2 separate regions of the Mus musculus genome follow, and region 2 is linked to region 1. Evidence: chromatin contacts called from ENCODE Hi-C or POLR2A ChIA-PET data. All regions are on one chromosome and are shown on one strand. Each heading gives the region's core, a stretch centred on a gene start or an enhancer-like site at or near the end of the contact. The rest is flanking DNA. Distances are from core to core; before and after follow the strand shown. Region 1 holds the start of Rpia (ribose 5-phosphate isomerase A). Region 2 holds the start of Mrpl35 (mitochondrial ribosomal protein L35).

The links. A loop is a pair of places that touch in the nucleus more often than their neighbours do. ChIA-PET counts read pairs that join two places held with the same protein, here RNA polymerase II (POLR2A).
Region 2: a loop to region 1 is called in a map of gastrocnemius, with 6 times the contacts of the local background. The contact joins the promoter of Mrpl35 here to the promoter of Rpia in region 1. A Hi-C loop is called at or near these places in 1 of 37 maps with a recorded cell type or tissue (gastrocnemius). POLR2A ChIA-PET finds 5 or more read pairs at or near these places in 1 of 5 experiments (embryonic stem cell).

The regions. Positions count from the first base shown.
Region 1 is chr6:70,788,878-70,795,682 of GRCm38, forward strand. Rpia (ribose 5-phosphate isomerase A) reads right to left here and starts at 3,298. Exons shown (of 9, transcript NM_009075.2): 1 at 3,009-3,298. The coding sequence starts at 3,272.
Region 2 is chr6:71,820,225-71,827,029 of GRCm38, forward strand. It overlaps Mrpl35 (mitochondrial ribosomal protein L35), which reads right to left and starts at 3,560. Exons shown (of 4, transcript NM_025430.3): 1 at 3,492-3,560. The coding sequence starts at 3,534.

The DNA of each region.
Region 1 (6,805 bases), core at 2,048-4,547:
TATCAAGTAATGGGATTAAAGGTGTACACCACACCCAGCAATTTGCGTTTTAAACCTGGTAGAAGCCATCACACCCAGCAATTTATGTGTCTTTTAATCTGGTAGAAGCCCAGGTTAACATATTCTTCCAAACTCACCAAATAAACCAAGAGGCTCAGCCTACCTACCAGAGCCAACTTTACCGATTTCACCTGCCAGGATGCCATCGAGAAGGCAGTGCACCTAATAAAGTCATCAGCTGTCCCACGAACTCAAAATGCAAGGGAGTCAAATAAAGGAACCTAACAAAGTATTTAAGACAGCTAAATATCAAGATGTGAAGTATCCAAATAATAGTGAACACCTCCATTTCTTAAAGCCTAGGTAAACGTAACCTGACCTTCACATTTGACCTGAGGCCAAATCTGATTACCAGACTCCTCTTTAGCTCACATCAGTCCTAGGAGGCATGTAGCACAAAGGTCAACTCAGTACATCAGACAGGCTCTATTCTAGATGAACTGCAGGGTCTGCCAGATCTTGCCACCTTCAAACAAAATAACAGGTCCGGGAGTGAGTGCCATAGCCAAAGCCAAATTGGTGAATCGCTACCTGCAAACTGGCCTGACAGCTGATAACCCTCCTAAAAGGCAATGCTAAACAGCATGCTATCAAGTCCAATGTGGTAATCTCATGACTCTATAAGGCTGGCTTCGATGGGCTAAGGCTCTTGGTGTATTTGGTGAGTTTGGAATAGTATGTCAGTAAAACAGGCTTCTACCAGATTAAAAACACAAAAACTGCCAAGTATGGTGATGTATCCCTTTAATCCTAGCATTAGAAAGGCAGAGGCAGGCAGATCTCTGTGAGTTTGAAGCCAGCCAAGTCTACATAGTAAATCCCAGGGCAGTCAAAAATACCTAATAAGACTCTGTCTCAAAAAAAAAAATACTAATAATAATATTAATACTGTCTGCCCACTAGTTTCCTCAGGCTAAGCCAATCTCAAATCAAAGCCCAGGCTCCACAGAGAGCAAAGGATGAAGAAACAAACCATGAAGATAGCAGAGCTGTATACACTAACCCTTCTGAGGTAACTACACCTTTAGAATCAGGCAGGTCTGGACCTGGTGACAAAGATTCAACTGAGAATTCTGAGTTCTCCATCTACCCTGGAGTAGAAGTAGCCACGGTGGAACACCAGCGGGCTGAGGGGACTGGAAACCCCACACTCAGAGAGCCTACGAAAGGGCCACCAAACCCACAACCCCCAACGTCCATATCAGTGTTCCCACTCCACACAACTTACTGACCACTGCCTAGGCAGCCCTCACTGTACCCAATGCTGAATGTATAGATAGCACTAAGTCTCCTCCCACAGCTCACAGGGACTTGGGCAAGAGAAACGCACAGAAAAACTAGAACATAGGTCACGCTGAAGTGTCTGGGAGTCCAGATCAGAGGGAGCTGGGTGTGCCACCTACCTATAATGCCAGCCCTTGGGAGGCAGAATCAAGTGGGTAAAGCTGAGTGGTGATACACACCTTTAATCCCGGCACTCGGACAGAAGCAGGTAGATTTCAAAGCTAGCACAGTCCACATATCAAGTTCCTCCCTTGAGATGTGCTAGCCAGCCAGTCAGAGGGGAAGGGAGGGTTTCAAAGCCAACCTGAGTTTCAAAATAGGAAGAGGAAATCGTTGTCTCCTAGTCTCCTTAAGAAAAAAGCCAAGGGAAAACTGAAAGTAGTAAAGTCCTTTGAATATGGCTGGAACATGAGGGGAAGGCTTGCAGATTTTAATTTAGTCAAATACATAACGATAAGGCAAAGGTCAAGGAGACGTGTACCACTAAACATTAACAGGATAACTAAGATAATGGGCTCTCCTGAGGTATGGATTTCATTTATCAATCTATTAAGTCACTTCACAAAGGCATTTTGAAATCTCTCTTTACTGTCCCAGTTTTACCCCTGTGGCACTGTGTTCCAAACACAGAGCCAAATTACACATTTTAAATTCATATTCATACCTCACACCTCTTAATTCAAGTATAAAATCCTATGCTAACTAGATGAGCAAAAAGCTACCCTAGAACAGAAGGGCATAAGAGCCCTGCCTGAAACAAAAATGGTGTTCTTCTATAGAACAGGCAAGCCTGAGGTTATCAGACCCGGCCCCGCCCACTCAGGCCACCCTCACCCTAGGCAGGAAGATAAAGCTCTAAGAACAGTGTCTTTGCAAAGTAACTTTGGGCAGCATAGCTTTAACAAGTGAAAAGAATTCCCTTTAACGAAGATACGGATTCTGATAACGCGATCTAAGAAATAGAAAACAAGACCAGGAAACTTCACCACAGGGCAACAGAAGTAATACAATTAAGATAATTAACCTGCTACATACGGGATAGCAAACCCACCTACACTAAGAGTCCACTCAGAGCACCACACCAGCCACTTAACAAATGTGGACACAGCCTTACTAACTTCAAAACATCTGGACCCCTCCTAAAAAGCAGCACCTCCAGATGTCTGGCCACCCGGCCCTGTCAACAGTAACCTGATGGCTTCTTTGTAAAGACAGCACTCTAGCTCCTCAGCGGGAGGAGCTGAAAAGCCTGTTTGGAGTAAAATTTCAAAACACTTTGCAAAACAGCCCTCCGCTGGCTTCGCGGTAAGTGAGAAGTGAAGAACAGCAGCCTCGGGGCTCACCATTTTCAATGGGCTGATTAGGAGGCACGCATTAACAGCCTGACAAGACTCTAAAACAGAGCACAGCCAGGCTCTACTGTGCACCCAGTTCCAGCCGGACAGGGAATCTTTGTAGAAAAGGCTCCAGTTGGGGGAAGAGTTGACACCCACCCATTCGGGGTCTAGAAGGCCTTTCAAGGGTTGGGAAGAACAGCGCGAATTCGGGTACAAGGCTCATCCTCTCCCCTCTCTCGCAACCCTCGCCCTTTCAGGAGTCAGGCGCACCCTGGCAGTGCCCTGGGCGCGCAGCACGAAGCCATCACGCCGTCACCAGCTGCCCACCTTCACGTGGTTCTCCACCGCCGTGTGGCTCGCCAGCTTCTTAGCCTCCTCGGCCTTGGACATCGTGGAGGGGGCCGGGCCGCCCGCGCTCGAGCCTCCCTTGTCGCCGCGGGTCTCCGAATGTGCACGCCCCGGCAACTGCACGTGGGAACCCGAGAGGCCCCAGTTGTTCCCGCCCCCGCCCGAGGCCGCGCCCCCGGCCCGCCCGGGCAGTGGGGCCAGGACCCGCCCGTAGAGGGTGCTGAAGGGCCCGGGGCGCTGCATCCCGCCGCCTCGCTCCAGCCTCTCCGGCCGCCCCACCCCCAACTCCTCCGGAAACCCGCTCGCTTGCGCAACCTGCCCCGCGCGTATTACTAAATGCGTGTTGCTGGGAAATGTAGTCCTACGGCGACAGTGGTTCCTAGGCCCTTCTGCATTCGGGACTACAAGTCCCACAATACGATCGACCCTAGTGTGCAAATCGCCCGCCTTGACTCCAGACTTTCTGTCCGGAAGGTCCGGGTAACTGCTGTCTAGGAAGCTAATAACTCCCTACCTTGGGGTCAAGTGTTTACACCTTTAGGTGAACTCCAAGAACCTTTCCGGCTGTACGCGTATTCTAGAAAAAGAGAGAGACACTATTAAAAACCTGACCTTGTTTGCCCAGCAAATGAGAACGTTGCTGTGTTGTAAGCGAATCCTCAGGCAAGTGGTTCTACCAACACAACGGCCTTTTTTTAAAAAAAATCTTTTAATTACATTGTATTATTTAGGTTGTGCTTGTGGAGGCCAAAGAACAACTTGCAGAAGTCCGTTATCTGACCGTCTTGGTAGTGTCAGTCAGTACTTTACCGGCAGAGCCATCTTCTTACAGTGCTCTAGAGTCACTCATTGATGACACACTTGGGACTCCCAGGTCTTCTGATGTCTGTGCTAGACCTTCACAAACCCAAGGTTACAAGTTCAATCAGTAACTCCCGCCTTGGACATTGTTCTGCTCTTGGTATTGGATGCAGGGTGTCTAAATGGAGCCCGGTCACGAGCGCACAGGCCAGTGTACCTTATCGGGCTTCCCCTTTTCTGCCTTTAGTTTGCTGCAAGTTCTTGGTCTCATTCAGCAGTCCCAGTGGCCTGAACTCACTGTAGAGTTCAGTCCAGGCTGGCCTGGAACTTGGAGCATTTTTCCTGATATGGGATTACATCACCAAATAGGTCTGGAAGTCCTTTTTGTTGTTTTGTTTGTGTGTTTTGAGACAGGATCTCTCTTTGCAACCATGGCTGTCCAGGAACTCTGTAGACCAAGATGCCCTTGAACTCACCGAGATCAGCCTGACTTTCCTTCCCCAGAGCAGAGGTTAACGGTGTGTGCCTGCAAAAGGCATGTGCCAGCAACCCCCAAGAGCTAGAATGTTCCAGGAACCCTTAGGAACAATAAAGACCGGTCACAATGCTTTTTTGCAACTTTTATAACCTGAGTTTTATCTTTATCAGACTGTAATCCTGCCCAAGGCACTCAGAAACCACTCGATAGTCTCCTTTACCAAAAAAAAAAAAAAAAAGAAGAAGAAAATTCTTCAGCCACCATTACAAATGTAACTTCAGGACCCACCATAATCAGGTGTGCCGCTATTGATTGGACACTTACATGAGACTCCCTCTTGAGGAGACCACATCCATACAAGGGTAGTATCGTAGAATTATTATTGTTGCTGTGATGAAACACCATGACTAAAAGCAACTTGGGGAGGGCAGGGTTCATTTGGATTATATGTCCTGAATCACAGTGCACTGAGGGAAACAGTGTCAGGAACCTGGAGGCAGAGGTGCTGTTTACCGGCCTGCTCCTCACAGCTTACTCAGCCTGCTTTCTTGCAACACCCAGAACCACCAGGACAGATGGAGCCCCACCCACCATGGGCTGGGTCCTCTCATACCAATCACTAATTAAGAAAATGTCCTACAGGCTTGCCTCCAGGACGATCTTATGAAGTCATTTTCTCAGCTGAGGTTCCCTCCACTCAGATGGCGAGCATGTGTCAAGTTGACATAAAGCTGCAAAACAGATAGTATCTCCCTTCATATTAACCCCATCTTTAAATATGAAATAAAACCCCTTTATAATAAACTGAACTATGACTTGGATCCTGGATCCACCAGAGTAGACGTCTCTGGAAATAACTCTGACTCCTGCAGTCACTCAGCACTGTGAAGCTGGGTCTCTGCCACATGCCCCCCTGACATTGGCAGCAGGGTCTCACTAAGCTGACCATCCAGCCTTGGCCTCATTCCGTAGCCCAGGCATCCCTTGAACTTTCAGCCCATATGCTAGGATGTAGCTAGGATTACACCACTAGTTCAGAAGGTCTTTCCTCGATCCTTTATTCTTTACTTACTTTGTGCTTAGCATTCATCCTCTGTGCAGGCTATCAGGCTGCTGCTCACACACAAAAGATCCTCAACGTGTATCTGAAGCAAGATAGAATAGCACACATTCCATGCCTCAACGCTACACTCTGCCTTCAGTCATTCAGAATTCCTGTCCTTTAGTAAGCACCATTAGCTATAGGACTAAGCACGTTATCAAAACTTCACTGTTTGTAGGGCATGGGAAGCAGAGGTACGTGGATTTGAGGGAGTTCCAGGCCAGGCTGCCTAAATAGCAGAGTTCCAGGTCAGCCTAGGCAACATAGCAAGACCCTGGCTTCAAAAACCAAAAGACAGGGCCTAGAGAGATAAGCGCTTGGTGCTCTTGTAGAGGGCAGACTTGAGTTTCCAGCACCTCACATCATGCAGCTTGCAAACACATATAGCTCCAGGTCCAGGGGATCGGACATCCTCATCTGACCTCTCACATGATACACAGCCATACATTTAGGCATCACACACATAAAAGATAAAAGTAGACCTTTTAAACCTTCACACTATTTGTATCTCAATGACACTGAACTCCACTCCCCCTTTCGGAGGCTGCCCTACAAGTGTCCTTCCTTTCACCTGTACCCTTCTCTTAGTCTGCTTTGTTGTAATCCCCAAAATCTTAACAGTTCTGTAGTTTTTCTAAAGCCCAAAGTTTCTTCTAAAACTAAGGCATTCTCTGGGAGCCCCTGCAAAACAAGACAGTTTATGTTACAACCACCGTAGACGATAGAGCACTTGACCAGCACGGTAGATCAATCCCTGGTAGTGGAAAAGAACAAGTTATAAATTACAATATAGAGGCCCATTGGACTTGCAAACTTTATATGCCCCAGTACAGGGGAACACCAGGGCCAAAAAGGGGGAGTGGGTGGGCAGGGGAGTGGGGGTGGGTGGATATGGGGGACTTTTGGTATAGCATTGGAAATGTAAATGAGCTAAATACCTAATAAAAATGGGAAAAAAAGAAAACTTAAAAAAATAAATAAATAAATAAATTACAATATACAATGGCCCAAAGTGAGCATTCCCATCCCAAAGTGCAAGAATGGGGACACAGCAAGGAAATAAACCGGACCAAACCAAGACAGAAACCCAGCAGGGCAAACACCAAACCCTGTACCAGCATCTGGGGTTCTTATCGGTATCACCAGACTCCAACATCCTGGGGTAGCCCTGACCCTCTAGGTCTGCCACCTAAAGCACATGCAGTTTCTCTCTTGGGGCAGCCCCACTCATTGCCTATAGCTTTCATTGGTCGGCATCCTACAGTCTTGGCATTTTCGGCATAATGGGGTCTCTACTGCAACTTAGTCTTACTTCATAGCTCCCCTCACTAGCCTCTACAGTGTGTTAAGTCCTCATGTGCTTTAAGTTTGTTAAAATGGATGTAGAGAACAAGG
Region 2 (6,805 bases), core at 2,310-4,809, 1.0 Mb after region 1:
ACTTCTCTAGTACATACTATCCACCTCTAGTGTGAGACTGAAGAACATACTGAAAATGTTCCGTGAGATGGAAAGTCCTATGACTGGAATTTGGTGATGGTTTTGTTACTAAACTAGCTGCACAAAAATGAGTATTTCCGAGCTAGGGAAATGGCTTGGTGTTCAAGTGCTTCCTATGCCTGAGTCTGCAGCCATGAATTCATGTACAAAGCTGAGCATATTCCAACACTGGGTAGGGAGAGACAGGCAGATTCTTGGGGTTTGTTGCCCAGCCAGCCTAGCCTAATGGGTGAGTGCCACATCCCAGAGAAACCTACCACACCAACCCCAGTAGAATCTGTATGACAAGTTCCACAGACTGAGGCGAAACTTCAAAAGAAGGAGGCCTCCTGGAACCGGGTGTGGATCTCTTGTCCAGAACAACATATTGAGCCGTAGTTCTCATGGCAACTTATCTGTTTTGTTTTCTCCTATTCCTTCTCTTATTTACAACATGTTCCTGGTGGCCTAGACTACGATCTTAAGCAAGAATAATGGGTAAGAAACCATCCCTTGAAATGGGGTCACTAACATGACCTTATCTCTGGGGAAACCAATGCTTTACTTTATAAATCATTTACAAAATTATAAAATAGTATTATGATAGATAAAAACTTTCCCAACAGCTGGGCAGTGGTGGCGCATGCCTTTAATCCCAATACTTGGGAGGTAAAGGCAGGCGGATTTCTGAGTTCAAGGCCAGCCTGGTCTACAGAGTGAGAGTAGAAAAACCCTGTCAAAAAACAAAACAAAACAAAACAAAACAAAACAAACAAACAAACAAAAAACCCAAAAAACTTCCCCAACAATAAAATTTCATATGGCTACAAGTGTGTCATTGGAGGTGGCTTTGGTATATGGTAAAGAAAGACTTAAATAAAAAGAATTAAAATAGTTTAAATTTACACATTGAAAATTTATTTTAAAAAATCAAGCATTAGATGTTAAACAATAATTGACCATAAAGATTTATTAACCTGCTCTCAGAAATATGCCACTAGCCTTGGATGACTGCTCCACTGAATATATCCTTTCAGAGTTGTAATGCTTGGATGGTTTCTATTATTAACAATGTTACCTGTTCTGTTTGTGATTCAGAGTTTGCGTGATTTTTGTGCTTTACTGAGCCAAATGATAATGATGGTATTTGTAATTGCTTCACTGAACACATCTAAGAGTTGTAATATTTGGGTTTTTTTTTTTTAATGTATAAAAACCCCTGCCTGAGACCTGCAAAATGCACTCAGATTCAAACTGCCTCTGTGTTTGTTTCTGTTTGTCCCCGCAAAATCCTTACCCACTTAGCTTTCCGGGACCCTCATTCCAGGGACCGCCATACCCGACTGGGGTGGTCTGTGGCAGAAACCCAGGCTCTAAAAGAAGGATTACTCCTGAGAGCAATCTCAGACATGTGCCTGCATGCACACACATGTGTATATGCCCACATATACAAACATTGCCACAAATACAAATATACTAAATTGTATTTCAATGAAGTTAGCTTTAAGAAAAACAAAAAACAAACAAACAAACAAAAAAAAAAAAAAAGGAAAGGCCAAGCCTGGCATGTTGGTAATATGCTAGTAAGTTCCGTGTGCAAGAGGCTAAAGCAGACCAGAGTTCACATCTAGCATGGGCTACAGGAAATGCTATCTCAAAAAGACAGACACCAGCAACAATTTGATCTGGGTGTAGGGTCCTATGCCTGCAACCTCAGCACTCCAGAGACAAGGGCAAGAGAATCCCAAGTACCAGACCGACATGACTATTAATACAGCATGTTCCTGGTTAACCTGGGCTGCATAGTGAGACCTTTCCTCAAAGCAACAACAAAAGCTCTACCAAGTTGCATCTACCTAATCTGATGCAAGACTTAGACCACTCCACTGTCTTCTCTACTGATCTCACCAAACAAATGGGGCAGTGTGGTGAGTAAGGGACAGGTTTGAGCCAGACTAGTATTCATTTCAGCTCCTACTAACGAGTGGTGTGAACAGGAACAACTTCCTTAACCTCTCTATGCTCATTTCCTCAACTTTAAATTAGCTAATTATGGAGAGGATTACATGAGATAATATACTAAAATGATTAAGAGGCCTAAGCTTGAAGAAAACATCGAAACAATGCTAACACCAGATAAAGATGTGCTGAAGAAAAGCAGGTTTGGGAGTCCAAGCACCTAAAATCTCAGCATGTGGAAGCTAAGGAGGACTGAGAGTTTAAGACCAGACTGGGCTCCATAATGAGGCCTTGTCTCATTAAAAAAAAAAAAAAAAAGAATTTAAAGGTTGTGATGGTGGTGGTAGTGGTGGTAGAGGAGGAGGAAGAAGAGTAGGAAGAGGGTTAGAGAGATGGCTTAGCAGTTAAAAGCACCAACTGCTCTTCCAAAGGTCCTGAATTCAATTCCCAGCAACTACATAGTGGCTCACAACCACCTGTAATGGGATCTTCAGGTGTGTCTGAAGAGAGCGACAGTGTACTTACATAAATAAAATTTTTAAATCTTAAAAAAGAAAAGAAGATACAGCAGTCAGAAATCAAAAGGGTTCACACACACACACACTGGAGTAAATAAAAACCAGACATTACACTAGACATATTGTATATAAATTAATGTAAAGTTCAAAACTAGACAAAATATGCTTTTGAGAGATGAAGGTATAGTTGCTCAAGTGGCTATGGGAATAATGACCGGGGCAATGCACGGGGTGGAAAGGGGCTTGGCTTGAACTGGTGTTAGTTACACGTATGTCCCCTAATATAAACTTTTTATATACACATTTCATAACTCACAAAAGTTCCATTTTTAAGCTCTAATACCTGGAAATTTTATATGGTTACTTTTTTCCCTCTTGGTCCTCTGCCTATTTTTCCACAAATGTTATCTCTACAGTATAAGTTGTGTGCAAGTCGCTTACTGATCACCCCTATCATACTTGAGTACTTTTAATTTCCTATCTGGTTCTGCCTTCACTCCTAAAGCCCGCCCCGCTACCATCAGAGGGGTGTACTTCAAAACGAATTTGACCAGGCTCCTGGTAATTACACACGGTTCTCAAGGAGACCAGATACTCGATGCTTTACACACTTGTTTAACCCACAGGTAGGAGGAAGCCCCATTTTACCGCTAGAGAACCAAAATACTCAGAGAAATTATATGACTCTCAAGGTCAAAGTTGAGAGAGGTGGTTGAACCTCTAAATCAGATTTTTTAAAAAAGCGGACTTTTGGGTGTCACCCTCACCTCCTCTACCTCAGTCTCGGGTGTGCTTCCTAGGGCAGGGTGGATCCAGTGAACGCGGGTCATGGGCACTACACTGTGCAAGGTATCGCGCAGCAAACCTCCGACCTCAAGTCATCTTGTTTTTCTTTCCTCGTTAACATCCAAACTAAATTCCCACTCCCTCCCGCGCCGACCCTCTTCTCAGTGAAGCTGTCAATAGAACACTGACCTGAGGCAGCTCTCACGGCGCCCGTGAAGATGGAAGCCGCCATCTTGCAGCCTGCCTACGGTGGCCGCAGTGGACTCAAAGTTACAAAGCAAAAGGATAAGAAACGTGGAGGAGGCGGAACTAAAGGGAACAGGCGTGGCCAAGGTTGAGCTCTTTGAACCTTGCCTTTCTGCCCTAAACCACCGTCTTCTTAATTACTTATTTTGCCTTTATGTTTGGGTTCGCGCACGACCCTGCGTGCTTATGGGGGTTAGAGAAAAACTTGCAGGAGTTGGTACTGTCTAAACTTTTGTTTGTTTGCTTTTGTTTTGTTTGAGACAGGTTTTGGGGGTTTTGTTTGTTTGTTTGTTGTTGTGTGTTTTGTTTTGTTTTGTTTTGTTTTAGATTTATGTATGTAGCCCTGGTTGACCTGGAACTAGCTCTATAGACCTAAGCTGGCCTCGAACTCACAGAGACCCGCTGCTGGGATTAAAAGTGAGAGCTACACTCCTCCCCTATACCCCAACTCAACTTCCCCATTTTTGAGACAAGGTCTTCCAAGATCCCGAAGGTGACTTGGGACTCCTGTACTCCAAGTGACCTTACTGCCAGTATAGATATGATAACAAGGATTACAGGCTCTGCTGCTGAGCCAGCATGGATTGTGTAAAGACACTTAAAACGAAAATAAAAAAGCAAAAATTAAGGTGAAAAGGGAAGAGAAAAGTCCAAAATAACAAGAAAAACAAACACCCCACAAATCTCATTTAGAGAGTGGCGGTTCAATTTTTGGCTTCAGGACTCTTACACTCTATTGAGGAACTAGTAGTGGTGGCTACACCTAGGGTAACAGCTCCATAGCAGGTTGAGGCTTGAAGACCTCAGAAAATTATTGAAAATTCAAAGAGCTTTAACTTATATGGTTATATCTACTGGTATTTGTTATACTAAAACTTAAAATTGGGAAAAATAGGGGGCTGGAGAGATGGCTCAACTTTTAAGAGCACTGACTGCTCTTCCGAAGGTCCTGAGTTCAAATCCCAGCAACCACATGGTTGCTTACAATCATCTGTAATGAAATCTGATGCCCTCTTCTGGGGCTGTCTGAAGACAATTACAGTGTACTTATATATAATAATAAATAAATCTTGAAAAAAAAAAACTCAGTTGTCTTTTTCCTACTGCTGCTACAAAAACTATGACAAACTCAGTGACTTAAATGCCATAAATTCACTATCAGAGTTTTGTAGGCCAGAAATCTAAGATAAATTCCAAGGACTAAAAATCAAGTTATACTAAGGCTGTGATTCTTCTGGAAGCTCTAGAAGAGAAGTCCTTTCTCTTGCTTTTTTCCAGTTTCTAGAAAATGTCTGAAATCCTTGGCTCATGAACACTTTTGTATTTATTTATTTATTTATTTATTTATTGTTTTGCTGCATAAACATCCACAGGCTAGAAGAAGGCATCATATCCCCTTCTGGTTGTGAGTCACCATGTGTCATTGTAAGTCCTCATGTGGTTTCTGGAAATTGAACTCAGGACCTCTGGAAGAGCAGCAAGTGCTCTTAACCGCTGAGCCATCTCTCCAGCCCCTAGTTTTGTATTTTGCAAAGACAGTGTCTTATTCCTCCCATCCTCCTTCAATCTTATAATCATACTTGACCTACCCAGATAATAAAAAGTGGTATTCTCATCTCAAAAATACTATATATTTAGTACTGGGAATTGAACTCATGACTCCTACATGCTAAGAATGCCTGCAATAACTGAGCTACAAAAAATTCTTCTTCTGGCTTTTGTTTGTTTGGTTTTTGTTGACATGTTCTCACTCTGTAGCCCTGGCCAGCCTGAGACAATCTGTGTAGACCAGGCTGTCCTTGAACTTAGAGATCTTTTTGCTTCTGCCTCCTTCGTAGTAGGATTGACAGACTCTTATATCCACAGAATGTTTTTTTCTTATAAGGTACCATATCCAAAGAGATTAGAAGAAAGAAGACATCCTGAGGGTCTGGTTGTTTTGCTTACCACACATGATTAAAATAGCAATCATAAATCCACTAATGTTAAACAAAACTAATAACTGTGAGAAATCTAAGGTCCAGCATAAAAAACAAATACATAAAAGAGCCCATTTATACATGGTGATCCATGCCTGTAATCACAGTATTTGATAACTTGAGGCAGGACAACTTGCCTCTAGTTAAAGGCCTGTCTGGGCAAGAGTGAGACCTTATTTATTAAAACAAATAAAACAAGAAAAGCATCAAAAACCTAAAAATCCCTGAGTTATGAAATTTGCTTCTACATTCAATTTCTTGTGATATTAATAAATCAAGTAATCTCTGTACAATTATGTGATTACCAGAATAAAAAGGCAAATAATAATTTACCATTACAACAATAATTTTCAGTTTATGAGCTCCTCTGTATGAGTCCCAGGACTCCCCACGGGTTACCTCAATCACATTTTAAAAACACTCAAGACATTTATACTTGCTTCTCCGAGACATGGGCTGTGTAATTGGGTAGTGAGTCTGAAACACTGTTGTCATGTCAGTCTGCCACCTACCTACGGTGGCCATTTGGAGTCCAAAATCATCCATATATGGTAAAGTCCATATATAGTAAAAGGTCAATGATATGTCCATAAAGGCTCTTTTGAAACTACTAATTAAGCCTGGTAGTGGTAGCAGCTGCATCATACATCTTTGATCTCAGCACTAGGGAGGCAGAGACAGGCTGATCTCTGAGTTCCAGGCTAGCCTGGTCTATAGAGTGAGTTCCAGGATACAGAACTACACAGAGGTACACAGAGAAATTGTCTCAAAAACAAACAAACAAACAACAAAAACCCCTACTAATTATTGTGTGTGTGGATATGCGTGAGGATTAACTTTTTAGTGTGAGGGATACACACACACACATGTATATATACATACATACATACATACACACACACACACACACACACACACACACACATATGCATGCATGGGACTAATTCTGGGATTCCATTCCCCTTACTCTGTTGATGCAGGGTCACTTGATGTTTCTGTTGCTGTGCTACATATTTGAGCCTATCTGGTCCAAGAACTTTCAGGCTCTTGTCTGCTTCTCATCTCACTCACCACAAGAATTCTGGGTTTGCAGGTGGATACCCCACATTTGGCTTCTCCCGTGGTTCAATCTTGCACAGCTAGGGCTCTTATTAGGATCCATCTGCCAGCATAGTTAAAGGTAGTTTGATTGGCAAAGGAGTCACTGTACCTTCTTAAATAGGGAAATTATGTGACACAAATTTTCCAAATGATGTTAGTATAATCCTGGTAACATTT